Linked DNA regions of Homo sapiens: region 2 is linked to region 1. Evidence: chromatin contacts called from ENCODE Hi-C data. All regions are on one chromosome and are shown on one strand. The core of a region is the stretch at or near the end of the contact, and the rest is flanking DNA. Distances in the headings are between cores, read along the strand shown. Region 1 holds the start of PNPLA8 (patatin like domain 8, phospholipase A2). Region 2 holds the start of SYPL1 (synaptophysin like 1).

Region 1 (6,310 bases), core at 1,784-4,283:
TAAATACAATGGAGGTACGAATAAAACAAAACGGAGAGGCTGGGACCAAACACTTAGAGAAGGGAATGGAGTTTTAACTAGAGGAATTAAGGGAATTGTTAGATGGAGACCCAGCTAAGGATGGAAAGAATGAATTTACAGAGTATGTCACTTAATTATTAATATAACAGTCAAAAGGGTGACAACAGTCTGAAGGTAACAGTACTGAGGAGAGCAAAGATCACCTGGTGGCCATCGAGCAGACCATCCAGAGGGAAAGCTCCTTATCTGAGGAATTCAGAAACAATTAGACTTCTCTATTAGCTAAAGCCGGCATCTGGTACCAGGATTCTTTCCCAGAAATTTATAAGTAACTAGAATCTCTATACATGTCCAGAATGTATGCATGTCGAAACTCACTGTGCAACTTTTGCTGATATCAAAGCACCAAAATGTCTATAAATGTAATCACTGATCATGACCTACGTGGCTAATATGGTCCAAGTTACCCTTCAGCTTCTGCTTTAAGGTCCATAAATACCCCTAAGAAAAAATCCACTGCGGTGAGCTGTCCTCTCTTGCTGAGGCGCCTGGCTGCACTCTTCTGCAGCACTCTTTCTATCCAATAAAACTTTCCTTTTCAAACCTACGGTGTTGTCGGTAAATTTTTCTTACTACCCTACTACCCCAAGCTGACCACTTTCTGATGCTGGGGCTCTGACACCTCACCCAGCAAGTACTAGTGTGGGGAAGAGGGCCACTCTGAACACTTTGAAAGTAAGGGAAAAAAGAGAAAACAACAAAACACAGGACTTGACAGCCAAGAATGGGGTAAAGAGAGGGAAGTGTTAAGAGAGCTCTAAGGTTTTAAATCTGAAAAATACGGAGAGTGCCATTTGCGAATATGAGAAAACTGTGAAGGGGACAATTTAATAGGAGAGAAAAACACATTTTCTTTTGGATTCACAGGATGAAGTAACAGTGGGACATTCAAATGGAAATGTACACAGACTGTGGATTTACTTGTGGAATTACCAGCATAGTGGCAGCAGAAACCACAACATTAGACGTATTTACCAGATGATAGTTTACAGTAATAATACATGACTATTTTGGGATCAGGCAACCTGAGTAAAGCTTTTCTTCCTTGAAAAATGTGTATTTGCAATACAAACTATATTTTCCATAATATTTCAGGATATTCACATGCCCACTGAAGTATATTTGGGTTTCAAACACGAAACTCTGGTTTAGGGAGAGCGACAGGGGTAGAGCCTTGAGTGCCACCCAGAGCTAGGAAGAGGAAGAAAAGACTCTAAAGGAAACAAAACAGGAGAAAAGCCACCCTGAAAAAATCAGGACACTGAAAACCAAGACAGGACCAAATTTTTTCAAGTAATGGATAATGAACAGAATAAAATACTTGAGTACTGCAGAGAAAGATAAGAACTAAGAAATGACTGGCCAGGTGCGGTGGCTCAGGCCTGAAATCCCAGCACTTTGGGAGGCCGAGGCGGGCGGATCACCTGAGGCCAGGAGTTTGAGAGCAGCCTGGCCAACATGGGGAAACCCGTCTCTACTTAAAAAAATTAGCCGGGTGTGGTTGCGCACGCCTGTAAATCCCAGCTACTCGGGAGGCTGAAGCAAGAGAATCGTTTGAACCTTGCAGTGAGTCGAGATCGCACCAAGGCACTCCAGCCTGGGCGACAGAGAGAGACTCCCAACAACAACAAAAAATGGCAGGACAGGAAGGTGTCTATGGCTCAGCATTCTAACTCTGACCTTTTTACAAATATATATTCCATGAGTGAAGCAATATGCAGCTTCAGCACAACCCCTCTAACTGGGGTAAAAAAAAACAACTCAAAGTACAGGCTGTTCTTGTAACAACTTTGCATGTGAAACAAGTGAATAGCTAAACTAGTGAAACTGGCCCTTTCATTCAACATCACTCATTAAAAGGGCGTTTACAAGATTTTAATTTAGTCCTGATATAGAAATAAAAAAAGAGATCAACATTAAGAAAAAGTTGATTATAATTACGAAATAAAAACATGTTCTTATATTGAAAGGACAACTAATTTGCATAAGCAATTTAACAAAATAGCTAAAATGGGCTTGATACAACTGCCTCACAAGGCATAAGCTCTTAATGTTTCACTGTTTAACAGCATTTTCTTAATACACTGAAACATTTGTCATTTTTGAACTCTCAGAAATTAGGACTGCAGAACCAGGATACAACTGTTTTGGAATTGAAAACAGTATTTTAAGCAGGATTATATGATAGTCCCTTATGTCACAACTCTCCTGAGTTTTTCCTATGAGTCACCATTTTAAAGTTATCATTGTATTAGGCGTGGAAAGCAGGTTCCTTCCAGCACAATGATAGAAATGACACAGGGATAGGAAGCACTGCAACACAGTGATTCATACACCTTATCCACTTAAGCAACAGCGGTCAAGGATAGAATCAAATGTGGATGGGGTCAGAAAGAGATTACTGACAAAAAATATCAGGCAGTAGAATCACCAGGTGCACACTGACAGTCGAGAATGATGTAGACTAGGGAAACCCTCCTGAGAGTGACCAGTTAACTACTGGAGAACACTACAGTCCAGGGGAAGGCAGACAGACTCTGGAAAATTGAGGAGGGAGTCGTGGGGATGGGACAGGGGGAGCAGGGCGGGACCTGCGAAACCAAATACGGTTTGCGCTTCTGGGGCAGCAAAGCCCACGGGGGCGGAGGGCGCCGAGTACCAATGAGCTCCAGGACCTGCGGGCTCCTTCCAGCGCCAGCTCCTCCCCAAAGCCTGGCGTGTCCCCACCCTCTCGCTCGGGAAGTGCCCTCCAAAGAAAGAAAGGACGACCCGGAGCGCCGGACAAGGGTCCAGAACGATCAACCAGCCTCCTATCGTCCCGCCCCTGTCCCCTCGCGGCTACTTACCGGGATGCAGGCCGCAGTCACTAGGGCTGCAGCGGCGACTCGCTCGTTCCCGGCAATGACGTCCACTCCAACCGGCCTGCATCAGCTGAGCTTCCAACACAAACACTGGCGCAGCAGCTAGGTCGCCACCCACTCAGCCCCGCCCCGCTCCGCCCCCAGCGGAAGTGACGCGCTAGAAGTTTGGGTCTACCCGCGGGCCGGGGTGAGGATTTTCCGCCTCGCTCAGGCCTCTGCCTCCTTGTCAATCTCCGTTCCTCCCCCGCCCCGAGATATGCGCAATAGAGCATGACGGAGCGCAAGGCGGGAAGCCGCGACAGACGTGTGTGCGTGCGTGCGTGCGTGCGTGATGCGCGAGGCGTGGCTTGCTGGTGGGGCGTGCTGTGCCTTGGTTGGTTGCCGGGTGTGAGAGCGGTGGGACTTCGTTTTGCCTTCCTGGGCGGGACCTCGGAGCAGTGTCCTGGTTTGCTTGTTTGCGGGCCGCTATTCCCTTTCAGCAGAGATAAGCCTCCCTCTCCGCGTCCCTGAAGCCCCTGCCTGCGCTGAGTTCCTTGGAGCTGGGGGCTGCGATACCAGTCTCTTGGAGGGTGGTGCCCGGCGCGGCCGCGCCCCTTTCTCTATATCCATTCCTGGGCATGGCCACCCAGACTAAATGTCACTCAAAAGCGAGTTGACATATATTACTGTATTGGAAGTTAGCATAAACCGCCCCACAAATGGTCCCACACGTAACACATCTTTTTAAAATTGTGGCATTTCATACGTACCACAGGGGCAAACTACAGCCCTCAGGGCAAATCCAGCCCACCGCAGGTTCTGCTGTACTAGGAGCTAAAAATGGGTTTCACATTTTTCAAAGGTTAAAAAAAAAGTTTTGCGACAGATGACAATTATATGACATTCATATTTGTGTCTGCTTTTTAAAGTTTCATTAGAACATAGCTTTGCATTCCTATACATGCTGTTAATTAAAGCTTTTATACTACAATAGCGAATTTGGGTAGTTGCAATAGCCCCTTACCCTCTTGAAGTGACCTTGCAATTACGTTGAGGTCGGGAAAACAGATCAGTTTCAACTAGTTATCAACCTCAAAATGTTATCAAGACTTATACTGTACTCTCAAGGCTTACCCACTACCCATGGGTATGTATGCTTTAGCCCCCTGTAAGGTTATTGTAAAGTCCTTAAGGAAGGGGATTCTTTGACCTGTCAAATGTAGTGGATGTTACCCTGATAGTTGTGTTGTTTTGATTTTTTTAAATCAAGGAGGGAAAGCCAGCTTGCTATGTTCTTGGGACACAGTGTCTGGATTATGTACATCATAATGCCTGGTAAACCCCAGCAGTGGATAAGCCAGACATGTTATTTAGCTACAGGAGAGTTAAAAGATGTATGCACCAATTAAGCCTTACAGGCGTGTGGAAGGAGCTTTAGTTTTTGAGACAGATTCCTCCTTGTTGCTAAAGAAAAATTATTCTGACACTTGTTAAAATGTCAAGGAAGACATTTAGAACTATTGCAATAGGTGCCATGACTATCACCATGGGGGAGAGAGATTGGCCTCAAGTTTTAATACAACAAAAACAGCTAGGATTTATAACCAGCAAGCAGACTGAGGGGTCAGTTCATGGAAAATTACTAAGAAGTGATATCAAGGGTCGGGGATATTCTTGTTAAAGTGACTTACAAGATTCTTGCTGAAGACAGGCGGAGATGATCAATTATCAAGGCTAGGAGATACTCTCTAAACTGACTTTGCAAGATTCTTGCTAAAACTGGACTCAGCAGGCCTAAGACAGGGGCCCAAGGATGAGGCCTAGTTGGGAAGAGGGCTCAGAGGAGCCTAACTAAAGTATGGTCAAGGAGAGAGCACCACCATTCCCTCTCCGCTTATGCTCTTTCATCCCCTAATTTAGTCAGATGTTATTAAATATCCAGATTTTCCTCCCATGTCAGAAATTTTCAAATAACGCCCAATTCCTGCTTCTCCATTCTTATCCTTCCTCTCCCTCCCTTGTCTACCACCATACCTTTAATCAGTCATGAAGTCTGATGAGTTTTACCGCAGAATTTCTTGAATCGTTCCTCTGCTCCACATTCGCATTTCCACTGCTCTAGTTCAGGCTTTCATCCTTGCTCTTCAGTTTCATCTAAACTGGTTTTCCAGCCTGTAACTAACCTCTGACCCAGTCAGTCTCTTCTGTGCAACCACGGTAATCTTTTGAAAGTGCAAGTCCAATCGTGTTTTCCCGAATTAAAAAGCTTTTGCTGGCTGTACATCTTCACAGAATATACCGAATGAAATTATAGGTTCTGACCCTGCTGACCTTCCAGCCTTTACTTTCACCACTTGCCTCTCACTCTCTATCCTCCAGCCACACCTGTACTTCCCCAGATACTCTTGTTCCTTTTCATACTTAGTGCCTTGGTCATGCTGTTGGCTTAGCTCCCCTTCCACCTTGTCCTCCTAAAGATTTGTTTGTCCTTCAGCCAGGAAAATCTTACCTCACTACTCATAGAATGAATCATTCCTTCCACCTGTGCTCACTTCTCTTATTGCCCTTGCTGCACAGTATTATAATTTATTTGTTTATATGCCTGCCAGTTTCCTGCAGTCAAGGAGCGTAAGGTAAACTGTATTGTCTGGATCTAGCGTAACATCCAACAAATAGTAGACTCTCTAAAATTCTGTATTATTGAATTGATTTTTAGTTTCATTTAGATTACTAGTTTGATAAGTTAAAAATGGAAAATAAAACCCATTTATGATTCTTTTGATGTTGGGCAGTTTTGAGACAAAAGAGAATTATATTTAATTTCAAACAAATTCAGTAGTATGCAAAATTGGAGATTATCTTGTGTATAATAGCAGACTAATGCCTTCAGGAAATCATCTATACTTGAAATAATGCTAAATACAGTAATTGTTCAACGCTATATTCTTTGGAAGCTGGGTAAAAGAGACATCACATTGCCCTGTATCAGTTACTTGCTATGCTCATTCTATTTATAAGGTTTATTATTGATTTATCTATTTTAGCTCTTCTACATCCATAGTCACTCCTTTCTGGTCTGGTTCATAGCTTTTTAAAAGAGCTGCTAATATCTTTATTGTTCAAATAAAACTTAACATTATAACCAAAATAAATTAAGCCATATTGGTGCAAGATATCTCTCCAGATCACCTAAGGGAGGGATATGCCAGAAAATAATTCTAGAAGAATAATCACCATGGTAGGCTGAAGAATGGCCTTCTAAAAAATGCCCATGCCCAAATCCTTAGAACCTGTGAATATGCTACTTTACATGGCAAAGGGGACTTTTTGCAGATGTAATTAAGGGTACAGATTTTAAGAAAGGAAAATAATCCTGGATTATCTCTGTG
Region 2 (6,310 bases), core at 1,953-4,452, 2.4 Mb before region 1:
AAACCTTGACCCTTGAGTTCTCTTGTCAGTAGGATAAAATGGGAAATGCAAATAAAGACTTTTGTTGCATACCAAATACAATGGTTGTCTCCAGAGAATGCATTTAAGCAACTGAGTTGTAAGCTGAACTAGTGGCTTTTTTTTGTAACCACCAAATTTCTCCCATCTTCACAGTCAAACAGCGGTTTATGCTGTCTTCACTTTCTTACCACACATTCATTCAGCCTACTAAAATCTGGCTTTTTGATTTTACTGAAACTGCTCTTGCTAACTAGTCCTTATTTTATCAACTAGTCCTTATTTTACTTTACCATTCTATTGCACCTTACGTTTTGGGGTACTCTTTTCTTGAAATTCTAATAGTGATGCCAAGGCATTATTTCCCTCAATTTTCCTAACCATTCCTTCTCTCCTTTGCAGGCAGATATCTGCTATATCTGCAGCCCAAACTCATATTTTAAATTCTAGATCCATATATATAGCTGTATCCTATAGGATACCTCCAAAAGATCTAAAGAGACCACAAACTCAATACATCTGAAACCTTTGACTTCCCATAAAATCTGCTCCTCCTCCTCTTAATGACATTACCTTGAATATGCTAATGGCAACGAAGTCAGAAAGACAGCAGTCATCTTAGGGTCCTCCCTCTTTGTTACCTTCCATATATATTCTAATTTGTAACCCCCTTTTGTAAACCCCTTCAGTCCTACTGAAACTAATTTTAGGCCCTCATAATTCCTCAATCAACAGATTTCCCTTCCTCCAATTCTAGCCTTTCCAATTCATCCTTTTAGAAATTTTCATTTTGTCGGCAGTTAGAGGGATGGATTGGAAAGGTCAGAATTGGAGGGAGAAATCGATTGATTGAGGAATTATGAGTGCCTAAAATTAGTCGTATCATTGACTTGTTTAAAGCCTTTAAGTTCCCATCCCCTATGGCAGGGATTCTGGGCTTGAATGGAATAAACACTCCAATATTCCATACCCTGCACATATGCATTTTCCTAAGGAAAGGGCCCAGATTCCCAAAGATTAACCCCAGAAGCAGCCGACCTCTGAAATCTTTTCAGAACAATCTCAAACCGTACCCTCCAACCTAGCATATATTCCAACTAACCCCCAATTACTTTTAAGTTCTCATACAGGGTTATGCTGCTTCAACATTTCCTTCCACTGAACATAAGATTCCTTCTGCCTAGAAAGCCACTCCCCAAGTGAACCAGTACCCATCCTTCAAGTGTTCTCTCAGCTATGAAGTCCTCCCTAGTTCCTCCAAGCAAATGCTCTCTCCCTCATTTCTTCTACTATTCTTTGCATACACCTTTATCACAGTTTATTACATGGCATTTTTGTATTTTGTATGTCCTTCATCCTTAATAGATCATGAGAAAAAGACCATGTTTTATTCATGTGGTATGCTAGTGTTTAGTACAGATCTGGTATAAAATAGTCAAATATTTACCACACCATTAACAATGTGTAGTCTTTTCATAAAAGGCTCTCCTGTGTAATAACAAGCTGTTCAAACTGAAAGTATTTCTGTAAGATGCTTAAAAAGGGATATTTTTCAAAATACATCAAAACACGAATGAACTTATCACTAGTGCTTGAAATATTAAGGAAAAAGCTAAGTCTACAGTTGTTTAAAAACTTGACAAAAAATATAAGCACAGATATAAACAACTGCCTCTTCATTTAAGTGGAAATCTAAATTATTAGTTATACATTTAATTATAATCCTCAATGAGACTAAATCTAGATATAAGACTTTCTTAACGTTCATATTTGATTAGCCTCGTTAATGAGATTTTCCTCTTGCAATTTTTAAATGCTTTAATCATGGTTTTCTTTATACTTAAATCTGGACTTAGGTTTAAAAAAATCAAGTATATTTATTTATGCGTCTTTCAAGTAGTCATTTGTGTGAAGTCAGCACTACTTCAGTTTTCAGAAAACACACAAAATGTTCAGTGAATGGTGAAATTGCCTAACCCCTTGCGCGGTTACAATGGTCCAAGTAGGAAATCACATTAGGTACCCATCAGAGAAACTGAGTTTCTACGCTGCTTTTAAAAACATCCTCGGTAGGTTATTTAGAACAGGAAATTGAAAGTTCTTATTCTTCTTCACCACTCTATCACTAAGGAAAAGGGCGAAAAAGCTATGGATGTAAATGCTGCTGTCTATAAACACAACTTGCCTGCAGAAATATGTAGTGGGCCGCGAAGTTTGAAGGAAGCCCGCAGTGCCTGGTATATTCACCAACTCCTCCAAGTAACTGATCATTGCCAAGGTCGAATTAATAAGCGTTCTTTGATGTTAATGATTGTGAGTGTTCTCAGGAAAGGACTAAAAGCTGACTTTCTAAACAGGATGTTGTTTGGAAATACCCCAAACAAACTCGATGTCCATTCCTAACGTGTTATTAAGTGAACCGATCTGACTCGATGCGTTTTGTTAAAAGGACTTTCTTTAGTTTCCCTGGCCCACAGTTTATTTTTTTACTATTTTTAACTCGGAGCCCATCTTAAAAACAAATTAAGAACGGAATGCTCGCCAAATCACGTCTACAAGACAAAATCGGCTTCCCAGGGAGCTAGACCTCGAGTGGGCACCGGCAGGGACGTAACCGCTGAGCCTCTCCGCAGAGCGCGACGCCGGCCGCCGGGTTTCGGTTAGACCGCAGCAGGAAGTTTTCCCTTCCTCTGCGGGAGGCAGTGGAGCCAAGGGGAAATTTGAACTCCCACTCCACGGGGACACCCAGAGGGGAGCTCCGGTGTGGGAGGGTGGCTCCCCTGGGAGCCAGGCGGCCGAGGAGCTCGTGATTCGACGCCCGCCGCGGCGTCTCCGCCCCGCGCGGCCCAGGCCGCGGCCTCCCTGCCCTCCCTGCCGTCCACTCCCAGTCCCGGGGCGGCGGCCTCAAAGCCCGCGCGGCAGGGCTGCGTCCCGGCTCGCAGGTCCCCGTCTCCCCGCCTAGGGCGCCGCGCCGAGCGGCAGGCGGGCCTGGCCGGCGCGGGCTGCACTCACCCACTCGAGGACCTTGATGAAGCCGAGTGGCTCCTTGAGCGGGTTGAGGTTGATCTGGAAGCCGGACATCCTCTGAGGAAAGGAGGGAGAGAGAGTCAGGACGACGGGGCGGAGGAGGGGACCGACGAGACCAGAGCAGCCCGGTGGCGAGGAAGGGCAGGCGGGGCTGGCGCGCTGGCCGGGCTCGGAGGCGGGCCCGGGCGGCCGTGGGGCGGGGCGGGGCGGAGCGGCGGCGGTTGAGCTGCTGGCTGAGACTCTGGGGCGGAAACGGAGTGGGGCGGCTGGGGAGGCGAGGGGCGGGCCGGGGCGGAGACCGGGAGGCTTCTCCTCAGGCCGCACCTGGCCGAGTCGACTGATCCGCTGGCGAACCAAGTAGATGTTGGGCGCCATACTGCGTGCGCCGCGCCCCCTTCCCTGCGGTTCAGCCCCTGGCACTCGGTCTTCCCCTGCGCACGCGTGTACGCGTGCGCTCGTTGGGCCCGCGCCGCGCTTCCGGACCCGCGCGACTGCGAAGAGCCCTGACCCGGGGGCGCCCACGCCCGCTCCTGCGCAGCTTGGGGGCGCTGGCCTCAGAGACACCCTCACTTGACCCCGAGCTCACCACAGCTGAGCTCACTACACCGAAGCTGACCTCTCCTTCCCTTAACAGATCTCAACTTTTTTATGAATTTATAATGTATTGGCACAGATGAAGTTGTGTTTCAAGGCATGTGTTAGGGGCCTTTGATTAAAATTGCAAAACAACAGACTTCTGGCTACCGTGCTGTGGGGTGCCTCGAAAGTGTGAATCACCAAATATTCGTATGGAAATTAGGTTTATTTTCAAAGTTACCATCGCAGCCATGGTTGAAAAATGAAGTAAGTTTATACCTAAAAGGAAAGGCGTGGCCGGACAGGCCCTCGGTGACCTACACTTTCACCTCTTCTACGCTGTCGGTCGACAGTCCTCTTTTTAAGGCATCGTTGGTATCTTTCTTCAAGAAGCTGACCCCTTTAAGATTCGGCTTAGGTGATACTTTCCTCTTGGCACGCAGTTACGGGAGCCCCAAGGTAGTGTGATCTCCTTCCTGGCTTCTTCAGTACCTGGAAAGTTCCTGGACAGCTGGAATGTGGTCATATTCGTGTATATGAAAAACCAGCTTCCAAGGACTTACCTGAATTTCAAGCACGAATATGATTTGCAGGCTACTTGCCACTGAGGTTATTCCGTCAGGGTTGACAACTGTTATTGAACGTCCTTGTAGTAAGCGAACCCTTTCTCTTTCGAGACCTATCTCCTTGTTTGCTGTCCAGAGAGTGCAAAAAATACATTTCATTTTCTATGCAGACAGAGACAATCTTTATGTTTATCTTGGCTCCCGTTCCTCAGTCCCCAGCACAGTCAGTGCTCAATGAGCACCTAATGGCATATCTCATTTTGAAATAACATTAAGAACTGGGCGCGGTGGCTCACGCCTGTAATCCCAGCACTTTGGGAGGCCGAGGCCGGCGGATCGTGAGGTCAGGAGTTCAAGACCAACCTGGCTAACATGGTGAAACCCCGTCTCTTATAAAGATACCAAAAAAATTAGCCTGACGTGGTAGCACGCGCCTGTCATCCCAGCTACTCAGGAGGCTGAGGCAGGAGAATCGCTTGAACCGGGAGGTGGGGGGGTTGCAGCGGGTTCCTAATGGATGGTTGCAGATTTCTCCCACTAAGCAACAAAGCATCATAGATACCCCTTAGGGCTAGGTGAGTGGAAGGTGACCATACACTGCTACCTGGTGCGTCTGAGACCACGATGAGCGGTGCTCCAGGTCTTCCAGCTTCCTCTCTCTCCTTTTTTTTCTACTTTGTTTCTGTATCTTCCTCTCAGTACTTCTCTTTTTGTTCTCTTTAGCCCGTTTTTCTAAGCTTTTACTCTCATTCTGTTGCGGTCTTCTGGGTAGGCACCTGGGGACGGAGTAGTGAATAGTAAGACTATTTAGCTTGAGCTTCATATTCACGAATATTCAAATTAGACTCTTAATGTTATTATTATTATTTTTTTTTTTTGAGACAGAGTCTTGCCCCGTCACCCAGGCTGGAGTGCAATGGCGTGATCTCAGCTCACTGCAACCTCTGCACCCCCGGGTTCAAGCGATTCTCCTGCCTCAGCCTCCCGAGTAGCTGGGATTACAGGCACGTACCACCACGTCCGGCTAATTTTTTTGTATCTTTATTAGAGACGGGGTTTCACCATGTTGGCCAGGTTGGTCTTGAACTCCTGACCTCATGATCCGCCACCTCGGCCTCCCAAAGTGCTGGGATTACAGGCGTGAGCCACCGCGCCCAGCTCTTAATGTTATTTCAAAATGAGATATGCCTTGACAGATTAGAGATATGTTCACATGCAGCTTTATTAATTAAAGATCTAAAACATACCATGACTTAGTAAACCAATATTGGCATCTCTTCTTCTTTTTGTTTATTGAAGGCCTTAGAAATTGGAATTGGCCAGGCCCTTTCTCAACTTCCGCGCTAAACTTTCTGTTGCTTCTGTCTGCCTCTCCTCACTTTCTCTCCTGCTTCTTGTTCAAGCCCACCAGTGGAAGGCATGGTGGTTACATTTCCTCAGGAAACCTTCAGTGCTAGAGTAACTCCTTGAACTTTAAGAAGGTTCCTTCCTTGGCCCTGTGGCACTCGATTTTAAAGATGGAGACCACCGAGGGTGAGCAGAACCACATCTGGTCACTTATCAGAACTCATTCGCAGAATCTCTCTTGAGCAGAAGGAAACAGAAGTGAGCCGCCACTGCTCACCTTCAGTCACAGCCTAGCACTGCTTCTGCCAGTCAGCTGAGCTCAGGGGCCTACCTTCCTGAGAAGGAACTGGCCGTGACTGGCAGAGCCAGTGAGATCTGATTGGGCAACAAGATAATTGTGATTTTTTTTTAAATCCTCCTCAAACAAAAGTGTTTAAACAATAGCATCTCATTGAAGGCACAACTGTTCAAAATCAGGGAAGAATGTTCAGATGACTGTATCACATTGACTACAACACTGGTCATTTTCTGATTTGTTCCTCAAATCTGAGGAAAGAGCCAGATGCTCTGGGAACAACATGTTCCAGGTCTACTCTACCAGGGCTATTTGGAAAAGAATCCCTGTAATATAAAATGGTTCTGTCTATCTGAGGTAGTATTATTGAGCTTTATCTGTGGTGGTATAATTATGGCTAAGTTACCTACATAATTTGTCATTGTTTTACTTTCTCTCTGTGGCTTTGAACACATGTGCCAGACTGTGACACTTGGGATTT

What was found. A loop is a pair of places that touch in the nucleus more often than their neighbours do. Pooled maps may share reads with other maps.
Region 2: a loop to region 1 is called in a map of CD8-positive, alpha-beta T cell, with 39 times the contacts of the local background. The contact joins the promoter of SYPL1 here to the promoter of PNPLA8 in region 1. A Hi-C loop is called at or near these places in 4 of 168 maps with a recorded cell type or tissue (CD4-positive, alpha-beta memory T cell, CD8-positive, alpha-beta T cell, naive thymus-derived CD4-positive, alpha-beta T cell and 1 more) and 14 of 50 pooled maps.

The regions. Positions count from the first base shown.
Region 1 is chr7:108,523,102-108,529,411 of GRCh38, forward strand. It overlaps PNPLA8 (patatin like domain 8, phospholipase A2), which reads right to left and starts at 3,034. Exons shown (of 11, transcript NM_001256007.3): 1 at 2,928-3,034. LOC124901722 (a long non-coding RNA gene) reads left to right here and starts at 3,374. Exons shown (of 2, transcript XR_007060473.1): 1 at 3,374-4,544. RefSeq lists enhancers at 956-1,491, 2,171-3,131, 2,903-3,022, 3,313-3,652.
Region 2 is chr7:106,109,110-106,115,419 of GRCh38, forward strand. SYPL1 (synaptophysin like 1) reads right to left here and starts at 3,203. Exons shown (of 5, transcript NM_182715.4): 1 at 3,031-3,203. The coding sequence starts at 3,099. RefSeq lists an enhancer at 2,433-3,265 and silencers at 2,721-2,970, 2,981-3,470, 3,551-3,610.